Linked DNA regions of Homo sapiens: region 1 is linked to region 2. A link is an interaction called in ENCODE POLR2A ChIA-PET data of the cell type or tissue named here. Cell type or tissue: OCI-LY7. All regions are shown on one strand. Each heading gives the region's core, and the rest is flanking DNA. Links, peaks and the distances in the headings are about the cores only. Region 1 has its middle 67 kb from the start of XYLT1. Region 2 overlaps XYLT1 (xylosyltransferase 1).

Region 1 (16,444 bases), core at 6,178-8,677, 180 kb after region 2:
GAATTATTCTAGACACGAGGGATACAGTAGCAAGCAAAATATAAAGATTTCTCTTTTCATGGAACTTGTGTTCTAGCGGGGGGAAAGTGCCCAATAAAAAAATAAGCGAATAAATGCATAATTCATACTAGCTAGTGATAAATGCTTTTATAGTAAAGCAGGTAAAAGATGAAGAGTGATGAGAAGGGGCTACTGTTTTAGATCAAGCAGCTGGGAAAAGTCATTTGGAAGAGGTGACATTTGGGCAAAGAGCTGAATCAAATGAGGCAGTAAGTCATAGCAGGTGGAAGGGAGGTGTATTCCAGGCAGAAGGGAGCAAGTGAGCGACAGCCCTGATGAGCAGGGTACCTGGAATATTCCAGAAGCAGTGGGAGAAATGAGTGCGGCTGAAGCCCAGGGAGCAGTGGAGAGATACTGGGGAGAGTGGTGAGGCCACATCATGTAACACAGCCTGCGTTGCTGAGCAGCCTTCAACAGGATGCAAGCCCTGACAACGAAAGAATAGTTAACTCAGAAAAAAACAAAACCAAAACTAAAACCCAGCTGCTACGGTAATGGAATTGGGCAAGCAAAACCGATAGTTCATGAAACACAGGAGCAAGACACCTGAGACCTGGCTCACCCAGCAAGGTGGCTGCAGAGCTGCTTAGACTTGGAGAAGCAGGGGATTCCCTGTTATTTCCAACTAATAGGAGGAGTCAGAGTGCAGAATGAAGATGTGCTCTGCTAGCCACCTCTAGAGAACATCTCTCCTCATTTTTGACTGCCCAGAACCTACCTATGCTGAGGGAATCCTCCTGGTCTCTGTTCCCACCTTTCTCTGCAGAAGCTGATACCAGTTTTCCCAGCTTCCCTTGCAGCTAGGGTAAAAGCACGTGACCTCATTTCCACCAATCAGCTTGCTTGCTCCAGCCTTCACCATGGAAGCTGGCATTTCCCTCAATGGTGGCTTTCCCTCTGGAGGCTCTAGGGGAGAATTCCTTCTTTGCTTCTTCATCTGCTGGTGGCTGCTGGCATTCCTTGAATTCTGGCTGCATCACTCTCATTGCTACCTGCATGGTCAGGCTTCCTTCTCTTCTCTATGTCTTCTCTTCTGATGGTATTAAGACTCTTTCTGTTTCACTTTTTAAAAAATCTCATTTTTATTTATTTTTTAAAATATTTACTTTTATTTCAATAGTTTTGGGGAAACGTGTAGTGTTTGGTTGCATGGAAAAGTTCTTTAGTGGTGGGCTGGGTGTGGTGGCTCACGCCTGTAATCTCAGCACTTCGGGAGGCTGAGGTGGGCAGATCACTTGAGGGGAAGAGTTCAAGACCAGCCTGGCCAACATGGTGAAACCCTATCTCTACTAAAAATACAAAAAAAAAAAAAAAATATCCAGGCGTGGTTGCATGCACCTGTAATCGCAGCTACTCAGGAGGCTGAGGCACTAGAATCACTTGAAACCCAGGAGGCAGAGGTTGCAGTAAGCTGAAATTGGGCCAGTGCACCCTAGCCTGGGTGACAGAGCAAGACTCTGTCTCCAAAAAAAAAAAAAAGAGAGAGAGAAAGAGAAAGAAAAGTTCTTAAGTAGTGATTTCTGAGATTTTTGTGCACCTGAGTAGTGTAACTGTAACCAGTGTGTAGTCTTTTATCCCTCACCCCCCTCCCCATGTACCCCCAAGTCCCCAAAGTCTACTGTATCATTTCTATGCTTTTGCATCCTCATAGCTTAGCTCCCACTTATGAGTAAGAACATACAATATTTGGTTTTCCATTCGCGAGTTACTTCATTTAAAATAATGGTCTCTAACTCCATCCAGATTGTCGTGAGTGCCATTATTTTGTCCCTCTTTATGGCTGAGTAGTATTCCACAGTATCTATATATACCACATTTTCTTTATCCACTTGTTGGTTGATGGGCATTTAGGCTGGTTTTATATTTTTGCAATTGTGAACTGTGCTGCTATAAACATGCATGTGCAAGTGTCTATTTCATATAATGACTTCTGCTTCGCTCTTAGGACACTTGTCATTGGATTCAGGGTTCACGTGGATAATCCAGAATGATTTCCTCATCTCAGGGCCTTTAAATTATTTCCATCTGTAAAGACCCCATTTGCCAAATAAAGCCACATTTACAGATTTCAGGGATTAGGACATGGTCATATCTTTTTGGAGGCCACCGTCCCATCCCCTATGCCACCTCCTAGAGATCTTATGAACTAACTAATACCTTTTTTTTTTTTTTTGAGCTGGAGTCTTGCTCTGTCACCCAGGCTGGAGTGCAGTGGTGTGATCTTGGCTCACTGCAACCTCGGCCTCCCAGGTTCAAGTGATTCTCCTGCCTCTGCCTCCCAAGTATCTAGGACTACAGGCACCTGCCACCATGCCCGGCTAAGTTTTTGTATTTTTAGTAGAGATGGGGTTTCACTGTGTTAGCCAGGATGGTCTTGATCTCCTGACTTCATGATCCACCCGTCTCGGCCTCCCAAAGTGCTGGGATTATAGGCATAAGCCACCGCTCCTGGCCACTAATAACTTCTAATACTTTTTTTTTCCTTTTCGTTGATACCAGCCTGAATTGGTTTGTTTTTTGTCAAACAGAAGCTTGACATGGACCCCACCCTATCTCTCTATTCCTGGCCACCAAAGAGGACAAGATGTCTGGAATGCAGCCCTGCTTGGGGGCATAAGTGTGAGACTTTGGTTCCAGCTGATATGCACAACTCTCTGCCTTCCCGTCTGCTCACTTTGACTCCTGCCTCGTAGTAAAGGAACGGACCTCCCATGTCAGAAGCTCTGTGGTTGAGACATTTTCTTTCAGGTTAAAACATGTCTTCTGGCCCTAAGAGATTGGGATGTGAAACCCACCACAAAGAGTGGAGGGAAGCTGGCTGGGTGGTCAGCCTCACCACATCAACTATTTATGGCTTTGTTAAAAAATAAAAACCAGAGCAAACTCACCCATAGAAACCTACAGAACATGCATGAGCCTTTAGGAGACTTCAGGAGGGACAGTGTTGTCTCCTAAGCTGTCTTGCACCAGTGGTGTCGGTGCGTGGGGGTGAGAAAGGAAATCTCACGGGAAACTTTCCATGAATACTTGGAGCCTATTATGAGCAAGAAAACGACAATATGACAAACACAAGAAGCAATATCTCACGGTGGTTACACCCATGTGCTTCAGAGCCAGAGAGATATGGGTAGAAGCCTGAAAACTGATACCACTGCTTACCATCTGTGTGATTTTGAGGATTTTTTAAAAACCTGAGCCTCAGTTTCCTCATCTTTGAAGGGTATTAATGCCTGCCTTGTTTTTTTGTCTGTTTTGTGAGGATTAAATAGATTCAGTAAAGCTCTTAGCTTAGTATTGGTGTATGTGAATATGTGAAGACATCTTATATTCCTTTGCCACTATTGTCATCCCTCTTATCTAAATAGCATCATCTTGAATTCAGTTAAATCTGTGGACGTATTGTCTCTTAGTGCATGTGCTGTACTCCACAGTGTCTGGCACGTGATAGGTGCTACATGAATTTTTGGTTTATAAAGCTGTATTGTTTTGATGGGTGTGTAATCAGAGTTTAACGGACCAGAAGGTGACAAAATTCAACTGATCCTCCTAGACATGGTGCCATATTTCTCTGGCTCCATTCTAACTATAATGCCAGTAATTTCAATCTCCACCTAAATAAAGCTCATCACTATCACTCCCCCACCATGTCTGGGAGTCCCTAGGACAATGTCTCACCTGTTCTTGCATTTCTGGTTTGTTTGGGCATCAGTGACACCTGCCATTCTCTTTCTGCTCTGCACTGCCCACTATGGATGAGGATACCATAGGTGAAGGGTTATGAGATGAGGTTGAATGACTGTGATATTCCAAAAATTTCCAGTTGAATCAAATATCACTGAGCTCTGCGACCCTGGCTGGCTAAGTCACAGAATCTTTTTTTACTTTTTGTGTGTGTGTGATGGAGTCTCACTCCATTGCCCAGGCTGGAGTGCAGTGGTGCAATCTCGGCTCACTGCAACCTCCGCCTCTGGGGTTCAAGTGGTTCTTCTGCCTCAGCCTCCTGAGTAGCTGGGATTACAGGTGCGTGCCACCACGCCTGGCTAATTTTTATATTTTTAGTAGAGATGGGGTTTCACCATGTTGGTCAGGCTGGTCTCAAACTTCTGACCTCGTGAGCTGCTGCCCTTGGCCTCCCAAACTGCTGAGATTACAGGCATGAGCCACCATGCCCAGCCATCACACAATCTTTTTAAGTCTGAGTTTTATCATCTGCAAAATGGGGGAGATCTATCTTCCTCATAGGGATGATGATTAAATGAAATAATGAACACAAAAGGAATAGCCTGGTATGCATTAGGTACTAAATAAATGCCAACTATCATTTTTATCTCCTTGATGAATTATTTTCCTAGTGGCTATACCACCCCACATGCCAATAATGACTTTTGGTAGATATGCCATATCTAGTCAGATATTTGGGGGTGGTGGGAGAGTGAGCTGGTGGCAGAGAAGGTGGGGACAGAGACTTTCTATTATGGCATCTCGGAGGAATAAAATAGTAACTGTCAGAAACGTGATGCTATAGAAATCAGCTACAGAACCAGCTATATGGATTGTGAATTTTTTTTTTTTTTTTTTTTGAGACAGAATCTCGCTCTGTCTCGCAGGCTGAAGTGCAGTGGGGCAATCTCGGCTCACTGCAAGCTCCACCTCCTGGGTTCACGCCATTCTCCTGCCTCAGCCTCCCGAGTAGCTGGGACTACAGGCACCTGCCACCACACCAGGCTAATTTTTTGTGTTTTTAGTAGAGGTGGGGTTTCACCATGTTAGCCAGGATGGTCTCGATCCCCTGACTTCGTGATCCGCCCGCCTCGGCCTCCCAAAGTGCTGGGATTACAGGCATGAGCCACCACGCACAGCCTGGATTGTGAAGTTTTAACTCCAGTGCTGTCATTTGCTAGCAAATGCCCTTGGGTAAGTTCTTTAATCTTGCAATGTCTCAGTTTTTAAATCTGCAAATAGGGATAATAATACCTATTTCACAGGACTGTAAGGATAATTGAATAAGTTCATTCATGTCAAGCACTCAACATGACTTCTAACATGTAATAATTAATCAATAAATATTGACTATTATTAGTTTCCCAGTGAATCAATCAAGAACGTACGTTTTTAAAAAAATCCTTAAGTGCCACTTTGTGGATAGATCTGCCCTTACCGTGTCCAAGGGATCTATGTGCCTTCAAATGTTCGAGTCACATTTCACCTAGATGCTCAGATATGCAGAAATTCTAAGGATAAACCACCTAAACTACTGCTATGTGTACAGACCTGTGTACAAAGGGCTAACATATTGAGCTGGGCTTTCTTCTTTATTGGAATGCACCCATGTTTGCTGATGAGAATTTTCTACCTGAAAGGGTTCATGAAAGTGGAAGATTGTACAGACCATTTGTGAAATTTTGTGTCCACCACCCAGACCTGGGAAGTTCAACAATGTAATGGCTCCTGTCTTGACATGTCATGGAATGGTCAAGGAAATGAACGGGTTTCTCAGGGGTGTTTGGTTGTAAGCCCAAGAAACTGACTCAAATCAGTCCAAGCTTTATTGGAAGTATTCAAGCGTACTTCCTGGAGCACACAGACAGATAGTATAGTTGGGCTCACAGGGTCTAGAATCAGAAACTGGACCTATTAGGGTCCAAGGCAACTCTTCCCTCTCTCTGCTCTGGTGCTTTCAGCTAGTTCGCTTCGTTTCTTCCTTTGCAGAGTGACCTTTTCTGCCTCTCTTGCCCACAACCCAAAGACCCAAAGGTGGCCACCCCATTTTTATGTCCTCTCAGTACTAGTGCCCCCAAAAAACTGGCAAGAACAACCAAGTCCAACTCCAAATTCCCAGGGGAAATGATTGGCCAGGAAAAGAGGCCAAAAACATGTGGTGACTCACGAAGACTCAATCTATGGAAGGACCACTTGACAAAGATCCAAGTCAGAATCCTCTGGGGCATTCAGCTGGCCATTGGCTATTTCAGGTCGGTACACTGTCTTCTGCTTCTTGATGTCTAGGTCTCGGGGAAGGACCACGTGGCCTGCTGGCTCATGGGGCTCCATGTACCCTTCTGCACTTCTCCAAAGGGCCAGCCTTTTTTGCTGCACCAGAGGCTCTGCTCATACCCTTCCCTCTACTTTGAACACTTTTCCCTGCACCCTCTCGTCCTACACTTTTGCATACCTAGCTCCTCCTCCTCCCTCAGGTCTCATGTTAATTTCACCTCCATGGAGAGACTGCTCTCCACGCCCTACATTTGTAACTTTCTCTGGCGCTCTACATCCCCTATATGTTCCCTTTATGGAACTAACACAGTCTGAATTAAATGCTTATAATAGTAGCTAACACCCACATGATATTTCCTACGTGCTGGATATTTTCATAAGAGCTTTGTACATGTGAATTTTTTTAATCCATCAACAAATGGGGCAGGCATAGTGACTCACACCTGTAATCCCAGCACTTAAGTGATCAAGAGGATCACTTGAGCTCAGGAGATCGAGACCAGCCTGGCCAACATAGTGAAACCCCTTCTCTACCAAAAAATACGAAAAATTAGCTGGGTGTAATGGTGCATGCCTATGGTCCCAGCTACTGGGGAGGCTGAGGTGGAAGAATCACTTGAACCCGGAGGTGGAGATGGCAGTGAGCTGAGATCGTGCCACTGCCTTCCAGCCTGGGTGACAGAGTGAGACCCTGTCTCAAAAAAACAAAACAAAACAAAGCTATGGAATAGGCATTCTTAGTCTCTCTTGTTCCACAAATGAGAAAACTGGGGCACAGAGAGGCTAGCTAACTTGCCCAAGATCACTCTGCAAAGGGTCTAGTTCCGTAGTCTGCACTGTAAGCCTCTGCTGCCTCTTGACCCCAACAACATTCTACAGCTTATGGGATTGATTAGTTATTTTATGTCTGCCTCTTCTACTGGAGTTTAGGCTCTGTGTAGTCAGGGACTGCACTGATCAGGCCCACTGTGTATCTTCATTGCTTATCGGAATACCTGGCCCTTAGAAAATATTTGCCAGATGAATGAACACATGAAAATAAGAATATATTAACTGGCTTAAAAAAGAACAACCCAGATTCCTGCCTGAATGAGAAGAGGGAGCCAGGTAAGTCTCCCAGGACTTTAAGGGGGTGTATGTGGGATTCAAGAGAGGAAGCTTTTCCAAAAATAGCAGCAGGAGAGGACTGGGAGAAGAGATCCTTCTCATGGAATAGCTTGCTTTCTGCTGTTGCTGCTGCTGCTGTCATTTCTGTCCTGTGGTCCCCTTCCACCCAGTCTCAGGTTGCCAATCTGAGCTTAATGGACCTGCTTTCATGCCCTGAGAGGTGGGAGCAGCTGGCATTAATAAATGGAGAGCACTTCAAGAAACAACTGAGTAGAGGCTCCTGAGATGTCCTGAGCTTAGGCATGAGACACTGATGGTGGCTCCCTCTTGACCTGGATTGTTTGTGGCAGGAAGAACAAAGAGGTTGGGGGTGGAGGAAATGTGGAGGGGTCTCGGGAGGGGGTTCCACCTCCAAATGTATCCAGAATCCTATTCTTTCTCATTTTCTCCACCTCTATCACCTGGGCCCCAGCCATGTGGGACTACAACGGCCTCCTAACTGCTCCCCCAGGTTTCAAGCACCCCCCCACCACTCTGCTATCTTCTCAACTCAGCCACCAGAGCCACCCTGTTAGAACCCAGAGACCCCCAGTTCATGTTGCTTCTCTGCTCAGAGCCCTCCAGGGCACCACGGAATTCAAGGCAAAAGCCAAAGTCCTGGCTGGATGCAGTGGCTCACGCCTGTAATCCCAGCACTTTAGGAGGCTGAGGTGGGCGGATCACAAGGTCAGGAGATTGAGACCATCCTGGCCAACATGGTGAAACCCCGTCTCTACTAAAAATACAAAAATTATCTGGGCATGGTGGCGCACCTGTAGTCACAGCTACTCAGGAGGCTGAGGCAGGAGAATCGCTTGAACCCAGGAGGCAGAGGTTGCCATGAGCCAAGATCGCACCACCGCACTCCAGCCTGGCGATAGAGCGAGACTCCATCTAAAAAAAAAAAAAAGAAAGAAAGAAAAGCCAAAGTCCCTGCAATGGAGCAAAGTCCCTACATGATCCTAGGTGATCTGGTTCCCACCCCTCCTCCCACCTCATTCTCTCCCTTACCCAGCTCTCACCTCCCACCTGCCTTGATGTTCCTTGAATGTTCACTAAATGCACCAGTCATGGCCCTACCACCAGGCCCTCACTCCAGCTATTCCCTCTCCATGCAATACTCTTCTCCAGAAAGCTGCTTCTCCAAATTCCTCACCTTCTTCAAGCCTTTGTTCTGAATGAAGCCTAATCGTCCCATGAACGGGACTTACTGTCACTGCTTGCACCTGCATGAAAACAACCTTATGCATGGAGAGTGATGGAGATGAGCGTATTCTAGCTGGGCAAAGGCAGGGTGGCAGAAAAGCCACTCTATACCACTGTGGTCAGAGCCAGAGGACCCCTGCCGCTGCTGGGGTGAGAACATGAGTAATGAGGTCAAAGGGAAATTAAGTGACTTTTTTTTCCCCATTTTCCAAGAATCACTAACTTTTTCTTTTTCTTTGAGATAGAGTCTCCCTCTGTCACCCAGGCTGGAGTGCAGTGGCACTATCTTGGCTCACTGCAACCTCCACCTCCCGGCTTCAGGCGATTCTCTTGCCTCAGCCTCCCTAGTAGCTGAGACTACAGGCACACACCACCAGACCTGGCTAATTGTTGTATTTTTAGTAGAGACGGGGTTTCACCATGTTGGCCAGGCTGGTCTCGAACTCCTGACTTCAAGTGATCTGCCCACCTCGGCCTCCCAAAGTGCTGGGATTAAAGACAGAACCGCTGTGCCTGGCCCCAAATCACTAACTTTCATTGTTAGTGATGCAATTTATATATATTTTTATTTTCATGGAAAAAGGCTCTAACAGGAAATATATAAAGAATATAAATACATAAAGAAAATGTGGGAATCTTGATCCCATTCACACTAGTTCCTCCCAGGAGGTAATCACTGGTCTTGCTTGGCATAGATCCTTTATCAGCGCATTTGCAGGCACAGGTATTTTTTCTACCATAAATAAATGGAATCAGACTCTATGCATTGTTCTGCAATTTGCTTTTTTTATTTTAACTTGAGCATTTCTGGGAGATTTCTGTGGCACTCCATAGAGGTCTATCTCATTTTTATAATAGCTTCCCATTATTCCACGATGTGGATGAAGTGTAATTTATTTAACTTTTCCACTATTAATGGACATTTATATCCATTTGAATTTTTACCTCCTTCTGTGATTCATAGGCTCCAATAGCTCCACTAATGTCAAGCTTTACAACGCTGCGGTATAAATGACCACATTTTTCTCTCACTGAATTTGTAAACGTCTTATCAACAACAGCACGGGGGTAGACGTGTGAGTTGGTTGCAGATGCCACGTGTGTGGGCCACGGCCGTTCCTTCTGGAGGCGGATGCTGGCTGCAGTTTGTCTGCAGTGTTTCAGTGGGGAAGAGAAAGCTCCCAGAAGAGGGCCCCTTCTCCATCTCAAACTCCCCCCGTTCCCCGGCCATTCCTCTCCTTCTCAGGCATAGTAAGGAGGCCAGCACAGTTCCTAGGATTCCAGGTCAAAGTGCATCTTGCCTTTTGACCCAAGAACCCTATCCCATTACAAATGGAATCTCAATTAATTTTACACTTGTGGGCCGGGTACGGTGGCTCACGCCTGTAATCCCAGCACTTTGGGAGGCCGAGGTGGGCGGATCACAAAGTCAGGAGGTCGACACCATTCTGGCTAGCACGGTGAAACCCCGTCTCTACTAAAAATACAAAAAAAAGTTAGCCAGGCGTGGTGGCGGGCGCCTGTAGTCCCAGCTACTCGGGAGGCTGAGGCAGGAGAATGGCGTGAACCCGGGTGGCGGAGCTTGCAGTGAGCGGAGATCCTGCCAATGCACTCCAGCCTGGGCGACAGAGCGAGACCCCGTCTCAAAAAAAAAATAATAATAATAATTTGCACTTGTGTTTGAGTATTTCCCTTAACTATTTTGTAAGCCTACTCTGTATGAATTTGTGGTTTCCTGCCCTCTCTAGTTACATGTCTCTGTCAATCCCTGTTTCTATCTGTCTGTTTCCCTTTTCTCTCCTCCACCGCAAGATACAGAATCCCATCCTCTGTAGGCAATCAATATATCCTTATTAATGATTATTAGAAACAATGCTGGGACTGAGGAAGTGGTAGATAGCAACTCTGGGAAAATCAGATGAGAATTCATTACTCAACATTTCCCAGGTGCCTCATCCAAGACCTCATGCCCGAGAGAGCACTCAGTACCATCTTATTGATTCTAAGATGCTGCCCTTATCATGGGACATTTCTAAAACCAGCGTGGGTTCTATGATAAAAGTTTACATTTAATACAATATTTTTTAAATAACCAAGGGCATTTTATAGTGCTTCTTTATAATGCCTCTTAAATTCCTCTAAGAATGACTCAGTAGACCCTGACCATAGGAACGGAGTAAAGAATGGCTACAAAGGAAATGTTGAAGGGTACCAAGAAGCCAGCTGTAGGGCTCCCCTCTCTCCAATTCCCTCATGCCCATGATGTCTGAAAAGTCCACCATTCAGACTCTTTCTGAGGAGCCTAAGATGCCTTGGGCTCCAGAGGTGGTCCCCTGGTCTGGTGAAACTTAGCATTAGCTCCTGCTGGCTGGAATGATTGATCCAGGGATAGGCACAGCCAGTGGGAATCCTTCTTAGAAAGACCTTAGAACAATTAGAAAAGACCCTCCTCCCTTTAGTTGGTAATAAGCCAATAAAAGATCAGAGACGGTGGGGGTCATCTTTGCCTTCATATGAAAAGACCTCATCGTGCCTGTAATCCCAGCACTATGGGAGGCTGAGGCTGGAGGACAACTTGAGCCCAGGAGTTTGACACCAGCCTAGAAAACATAGCAAGACTCCCATCTCTACAAAAATTTAAAAAATCAGCTGTTCATAGGACACATTTCTGTAGTCCTGGCTACTCTGAAGGCTGAGACAGGAGGATTGCTTGAGCCCAGGAGGTTGAGGCTGCAGTGAGCTATGATTGTGCCACTGTATTCTAGCCCTGGCAACACAGCGAAAGACCCTGCCTTAAAACAAAAAAAAAAGAACAGAAGTCACTGGAGATGAGCCAACCTGGGAAGGTAGAGTCCGAAGACGGAGAGAGGGAATTCTCAAGGCCCCTGTGGATCACCTGAATCCAGCCCCTCACACCCTGGACCCCTCCTTTCAGATGCCCCAAACATCCTATTGACCCCCTCCCTTAGGGTATTTTCAAATGTTTTCCTTCATTTCTGGAATGTTCCAGCAATACTAGCTAACATGCTCCACTGTTAGCTAATAATGCCATGAGCCCTGAGCTCAAAGTCCTGAGCTCGAAGATCTAGGGAGGCCTTCCCAACACCATCCCAGGCAGATCCTCCTGCCTGCTGGCCATTCTTAGCACTCTCTGTATCCCTTTCCTATAGCATTGTCCCCATTTGTAAGGACACTTGTATGTGTGTATGTGATGGTCTGGTTAATGTCCTTCTTCCCTACTAGACTATAAGCTCCCCAAGGGTAAAGTCTCTGTCTCTGTTCATCATTCTCTCCCCAGTGCCTCTCAAAGGCCTGGCATTTTGTAGGTAAATATTTGCAAATAAAGGAATCAGGGTCTCATTTTGGTTGAGGTCAACTGATCAAAGCTCAGACTCTAACTCAGACTCCTGGTTTCTAAGACTGACTAGCTGAGATCTTGGGAAAGTCACCCACACTTGTGAGCCTCAGTTTCCTCATCTGTGAAATGGGACTAATAATGGTACATCCCAGGGATGCTGTAAGGATTGAATGAGCTGCTATGTGTAAAGTACTGAGAATGAGACACAGCATAAAGTCAACATGGAGCAACAGTGAGCTGTGCTTCTTATAAGGGCCCCTTTAGCTGTGGCTGCTACTGTTGACAGTGAAAGATCCAACCAACGACTGATGTTTTACTCTGGGCTTTAGATTTGTCAGGATGGTGTGTTGTCTCTTGTCCCCAAGCCAGGTATTGAAATGTGGGGTGGGGGGAACAAAACAACTGCCAAAACTCTGGAGGGATGCTGGGTGGTTTTGTCTAGGTTTGGAGCCCATCACAGCCCAAGAACCCCTGGACCAGCTATGTTCACTGAAACATCACATGGTATCTAGAGGGTCCTTGAATGGCACACTTGTCACAACTTTTTGTGCTCAAAAACAGTCACTGGAGGATCTTTTAAAAGTGCAAATTATAGATCTAGAGTGGGGCTAATATTTTGCATTGCTAACGGGTCCCCAGGAGATGCCTGTGCTGGTCCATGGACCACACTTTGAGTAACCAGGCAGATGTACACTGAAAAGCAACTCCCATCGTGCCGAGAAAGCTGGCTGGCTCCAGTGACCTGAACTATTTGAAAGAGTGGGTAACTGAAGAGGAAAGAAAACAGCCTGAAATGGAAATAAATACTGTGTACCACAATCTCATTAATGTCTAAAATTAGATTAACATAATTAAAAATTTAAAAGCTAGATTAAAGCATGTCAGCCTGAAATCCAGTGGTGAATTATGCCACAGCTATCTTTGCTTTTTCCTTAACGGTTTGTGCTAATGGGTATTTCAAAGACTACTGGGTTACACGTTGTTCTTTGTGATTTTTGATTATCACCAAACACATGCAATTGACCCGATTTCCAAGGAGATGGCTCTCCCAGGACATGGCTACCATGACACTCCAAAAATGTAAAATCATGCTCAACCTTGGGCCCTCTCCTCTGACTGCCAAGTAGGCTTCTTTGGGGAAAGAAAAGAGGCTTAGTTACTCTCCAGATGGTAGGCATGCACCTTACATGTGTCATGCCAGTCATGGTGAGTGGCACAAATATTATTGAGGTTCCCATTTTTAATGTATTATTATTATTATTATTCGAGATGGATTTTCGCTCTGTCGCCCAGGCTGGAGTGCAGTGGTGTGATCTCAGCTTACTGTAACTTCTCGGGTTTAAGCGATTCTCCTACCTCAGCCTCCCGAGTAGCTGGGATTACATGTGTGTCCACCATGCCCGGCTAATTTTTGTATTTTCAGTAGACACGGGAATTTCACCATGTTGGCCAGGCTGGTCTCAAACTCCTGACCTTAAATGATCCTCCCACCTCAGCCTCCCAAAGTGCTGAGATTACAGGTATGAGCCACCATGCCTGGCCTGAGGTTCCCATTTTATAAGTAAAGAAACTGAGGTTCCTAGAGGTACAGTAAGCTGCTTGAGGTCACATAGCTAATTAGTGGAAGAGAGCTGGGATCCTAACGCAGTTCCGTTTGATTTCAAAGCATCCATATTCTTTTCATGGCCTCTCTGAAGAATAAACCATCACATGGTTCCATTTAAGGAGTGAATGCATATGCACATGTGTGCAGGCAGAAGAGTGGTGCTGCCAAGAGAAATGGAGACAGAGTAAACATCTAATCATAAAATGTCTATCTCTTTGTTTCTGCTCAAGTTGTCATACTGAACCCATTACCACTGATATAACTTACTACATATTTGAACATAATTGGACTAAGTGATCTGTTCCCTCGCCAGATTCACAAAGCACTTATTAGCTCAGGCTTCTGGTCCTGGAGTTATTAAGTCTGTTCTCATCCACCAGGAGATTAGGTTCCTGAGGGTGAATATCACCTTGGAGACATTTCAGATTGCCATGACTTTAACCCTAAAATGGGTACGGTCGTCTTTTCCTGGAATAGGTGGACAAAAGAAGGCAAAGTGGGGCGGGGACTCCGTGGAGCTAGGCACGGGTCATCATGGCCATGCGTTCATGGGATATGTCCACACCCCCGCCAAGCTTCTCTCTTGAGTCCCCAGACTTGCAGTTTGGCCAAAACATCTCCCTATAAATCTGATTTCCTTCCAGGAAGTGAGATATTTTGAAAGAGTCTTGGGAGTGAACTTTGCCTAACCTAAGTTACACTGGGAGGATATTGTTGCAGGTAAAGGCTGCTTGCTAAAGGGCTGTTGCTTTGAACTGCAGACTGCTATTCTCGTTTAGTTATATAAGCCGGAGAGTTATGTCTACTTTGGTTGTTGTTGTTGAGACGGAGTTTCGCTCTTGGTGCCCAGGCTGGAGTGCAGTGGCGTGATATCGGCTCACCACAACCTCCACCTCCCAGGTTCAAGCGATTCTCCTGCCTCAGCCTCCCTAGTAGCTGGGATTACAGGCATGCGCCACCACGCCCGGCTAATTTTGTATTTTTTTAGTAAAGACTGGGTTTCTTCATGTTGGTCAGGCTGGTTTCGAACTCTCGAACTCAGGTGATCCGCCTGCCTCGGCCTCCTGAAGTGCTGGGATTACAGGCATGAGCCACTGCGCCTGGCCCTATGTCTACTACTATTTTTGTTTTAGAAGTATTTACTGAGGACCAAATGGGTGCTGGCTAGTCTTCTGGATGCTGAGACTAGAGCAGTAAACAAAATTTGGATGCTAGAGGGGAATATATTAAAAATACAGCCAAAATGTAAAATGGTTCAGCCTCTGTGGAAAACATATCTGTGGTTTCTTAAAAAGTTAAACCAAATTACTATATGACCCAGCAACTCCATTCTTCAAAGTACTGAAAACAGATACTCAAACAAATGGTATACACATGTTCACAGTGGCATTATTCACAATAGCCCACAAGGTGGAAAGAATTCAAATGTCCATCAGTAGATGAACAGATGAGCAAAATGCTGTATATCCCTACAATGGAATATTATTTGGCCATGAACAGGAACGGCATTCTGACACATGCTACAAGATGCATGAACCTTGAAAACATCATGCTAAGTGAAAGAAGTTGGATGTAAAAGGTCATGTACTATATAATTCCATTTGTATGAAAATATTCAGAATAGGTAAATCCGTAGAGTCAGAAAGCAGATTGGTGGTTGCTGGGAGCTGATGGAGGGGGGATGAGGAGAGACCGTGTCATGGGTATGGGGTTTTCTTCTGTAATGATGAAAGTGTCTTGTAACTAGATAGCAGTGGTGCGTGTGCAAAATTGTGAATGGACTCAATGCCACTGAATTGTACACTGAAAATAGTTATTTTTGGTAATATGAATATCACTTCAATTTACAAAAATGGAGATTAATAAGATTATTTCTGATAATAAGAGTTAATAGGAAAATTATAAAGAGTAATGAGGTGAAGGGTCAACAGGCATTGTTGGTGAAATGGTCAAAGAGGAACTCCACCAGGGGGCGACACTGAGGAGATATTGATGACCCATGAGAGAAAACCTTGCAAGGACTGGGGCAGAGCTTTGCGGGCAGGAGGAAGAACAAGAACAAAGGTTGGGAGGCAGGCATGTGGTGGGCCAGTTGGATGCCAGCATGGTGATTAAAGGTGGATGCGACAAGAGCCCATAATGTGAGGTAGACAGGAGCTGGATCCTGGAAACTTCCCTGACAGGTCAGAAACTCGTACAAATATTTGAACTCAGATATCAGGGGAAGCCACTGGAGAGTTACAACCAGGGAACATATACTGATTTGCATTTTTAAAAATCGATGTAGGGCTGGGTATGGTGGCTCACGCCTATAATACCAGCACTTTTGGAGGCTGAGGCAGGGGAATCACTTGCGGTCAGAAGTTCTAGACCAGCCTGGCCAATACGGCAAAACCCCATCTCTACTAAAAATACAAAAAAATTAGCTGAGCATGGTTGTGGGCGCCTGTAATTCCAGCTACTCAGGAGGCTGATGCAGGATAATCACTTGAATCTGGGAGGTGGAAGTTGCAATGAGCTGAAATTGTGCCATTGCACTCCAGCCTGGGCAACAGAGTGAGACTCTATCTAAAAAAAACAAAAAACAAAAAAACCCAACAAAAACAAATTGATGTAAAATTCACATAACATAAAATTAACCGTGCTGAAGTAGACAATTCAGTGGGCTTTAGCTCATTCCCAGTGTTGTGCAGCTACCCCCTCTCTTGTTCCAGGATATTTTCATCAGCCCAAAAGGAGACACTGTATTCATAGTCAGTCACCTCCCATTCCCTGTGCCCCAACCGACAACTAATCTGCTTTCCTTCTCTATGGATTTCCATATTTGGGGTGCTTTTAAAGTTAATTATTTATTTTTGAGACAGGGTCTCATTCCGTTGCCCAGGCTGGAGTGCAGTGGCATGATGTTGGCTTACTGCAACCTCTGCCTCCCAGCATGCACCACCATGTCTGGTTAATTTTTTTGTAGAGATGGGTTTTGCCATGTTGCCCAGGCTAGTCTTGAACTCCTGAGCTCAAGTGACCCACCCACCTCGACCTCCCAAAGTGCTGGGATTACAGGCGTGCACCACCAG
Region 2 (2,500 bases), core at 1-2,500:
AGCTCCCAGCATCATTTTCAAACAAAGCTTGATTTCCCCAGTGGTCAAGCCACCCCACGGGGAGGGCAGCCCAACCTGTGTCCTCCATTCTACAGAGACATCAGGACAGCTTGGCCCAGTCTGCAGGCCGCCCCAACACTTCCTCTCACGCACAAGTGATGAAAGAGGCTCAAGTTTTTATGAAGGAAATGCCCACATGGAGATCACACAAAACAACAAAATGTAAAGAAAAAAGAAACAAGGCACCCTTGCCAAAGAGCTCAACGTGTATCCAAACCCTCTATAAGGAGAGTTTGGCTCCGTAAGAGGATTAGGAATAAACCAGAAAGAATATAAAGTCCTGACTAGGAACAAGGCCATCATCAATTTGTGTCTGATCTTGGAAAGAACAAGGGAAGGAATGAGAGCGAGCAGCTTAATTTCTGGTTTGAGGAGCACATTCCATGGTCTGGGGAAGGTCTTTTTTTAGGATAGAGAAGGCCAGAGAAATGTCCTATTCATTCACTCTGTACAAAAGCCGATTGACTGGGAATGCTTGGTGGTACTGTCTCGGGTCATTAAGCATGAACCCTTTGGGTTGGAGGAGAGACAGGGAGGGTACAGGAGGAGGAAAAGACTGATGGGAGGAGTTGGTGGTGTCCAGTGAGTGGTTTCCAAAGAAAACAGGAAACCCAGCACATGAAGGCTATTTCTGTCTATACCACGTCTGCTCTGAACTTAATCATCTTGGATTTATAATTCTGGGAAAAACAACCTCAAGCTTCCTCTGATAGAGAATGGGCATGATTTTAGGGCCCTGAAGTACACATCCAGTTTGAAGCTTTGCTTTGTCTTAGCAGATTTTCCACCACGGGGTTTTAGGAAGCCATGCAAATTAGCACCAGCCCATTGTCCCATACTGTGAGCAAGAAGGAAATGCAGGGAAATTGGAACTTTCTAAACCCCTTCTCTAGGTGAGCTGCCATTCACTGTCTTGATGACTGTTCTACGGTATCTTTGTAATGATGCCCAATTCTGAGGAGTGTAAGAGGCACGATCTCAGAAATACGGTGAGCTCTGCTCAGCTCTGTCCTTTAGGAAGAGGAATTCGTCGTCCCCCAACTCCAATTCTGAGTCCAACTCCCAGTAATTCTCCATTGGTGTAACTGAAAGGAAACTGCCAAGAGAACATCCCACTCTAATTCTCACATTCCCCCAGGCATTGAGTCTTCCTCATACCCAAGAAAACATGGAGGGGAATATGTTCTCCCCGTCTCCCCACATTGCAGCCTTGACCTATAAAGGAATCTGGGGAAGTCATGAAGGAGCTGTTTTGGGCCTGTCTCTTCAAATCCTTACTGATTCCTTCCCAGGGGTGAAGAAGTGGCAGCTAGGATTGGTAAAACCCGACATTCATAGAGCAACTTTCTTTTGATCAGGCAGGTTTTGTATCACTCGCATGCAGAAAGAGTCTACTCTGTACTTCCTGTTTCCCTGTGTTGGGGCAGGACCCATTTTTGTCTTTGGGAAGCAAGACCATCCTCCTGGTCTGTGGGTGGCAGCATGAGTCAGACCTGGTACGAGCTTAGTGGGCGAGAGCATGCAACATCTGCTGTTCAGGTCAGAGTAGTCTGTGTCTGTCTGTCTGTCCATTCAGATCTTACCACCTCGATTTTGATTATAAGATAAGAAGCTGCATCTCAGCCTCAAAATTAGCCTCAATCTCCAAGCCAAGTGCTAGCAAAGCACCAGACTGGGGTGTTGGGTGCATGCCCAGATTAATTAAGCTGTACTTCACAGACCATTTGGCTATTGTCTGAGACTTAATGCTTCATTGCTTAGAATCTCCAAGAGGTTGAAGAGGGGAGAATGCCATCCTGACCCCTAAAAGCAGCTCCAATGGACAAGACTTTCCTTGGGAAGTCACAGGAAATCTCTGTCAACTGTGTTGACAAAATCAAAAGCCTGATCTCTAGACACAGTGAAGCATCAGCTCTCTATTTGATGTTCCAAAATCAGAGACCTTATCAGTGCATGGTCAGGGATCCAAGATTAAGAAGATTCTGGAAAGCAAAAGCACAAATGCTATCTATTTAGCATCTTCATTAACTAACTGGGAAGAAGATAAAGTCCTCACAAGGGGCCACATCATTAATACTTGGGTTTCACTTGCCAGCATCATTATGCTCTCCTCCCTCTGCACACACTGGAAATGGAAGACTCTCCCTAAAGAGCCTCAGTCCAGAGGATTCAAGGTATGACTATATATCTGTGAGGTCTCGCTTTCAGCAACATCCTCCTTAATTGGAAAGGCTAACGAAGTGGAACCAGGTCAATGATGCTGTCTGCCTAATCCATCCTATCTGTCTAAATTGGGACTCTTTGGTTTACAGTAGAGTAAATTCCTGTCCATCAGAGGAAAGCCTCCTGGAGACCAAAGGGGAATTTGCAATGTGCGTGCACGCTACAGTGGAGTGCTTTTAGAATCTTAATGCCGGTACCAGTAACCATGGAACCGCCT

Evidence for each region. ChIA-PET counts read pairs that join two places held together with the same protein. Peaks named below come from ENCODE experiments on the same cell type or tissue, not always from the same donor. Only the 100,000 strongest peaks of a DNase experiment are listed, where the experiment ranks them.
Region 1: POLR2A ChIA-PET joins it to region 2 with 6 read pairs; 4 of 35 experiments call an interaction of 5 or more read pairs at or near these places.

The regions. Positions count from the first base shown.
Region 1 is chr16:17,529,645-17,546,088 of GRCh38, forward strand. No RefSeq gene overlaps it. Among named protein-coding and RNA genes, the nearest start is that of XYLT1, 67 kb to the left of the region's middle. RefSeq lists an enhancer at 663-782. In OCI-LY7, for the core only: no CTCF peak of the experiment used is centred there; no DNase peak of the experiment used is centred there.
Region 2 is chr16:17,358,433-17,360,932 of GRCh38, forward strand. The region is part of intron 1 of XYLT1 (xylosyltransferase 1); the gene reads right to left. Among named protein-coding and RNA genes, the nearest start is that of XYLT1, 110 kb to the right of the region's middle. RefSeq lists an enhancer at 1,581-1,670. In OCI-LY7, for the core only: no CTCF peak of the experiment used is centred there; a DNase peak (open chromatin) is centred at 1,519.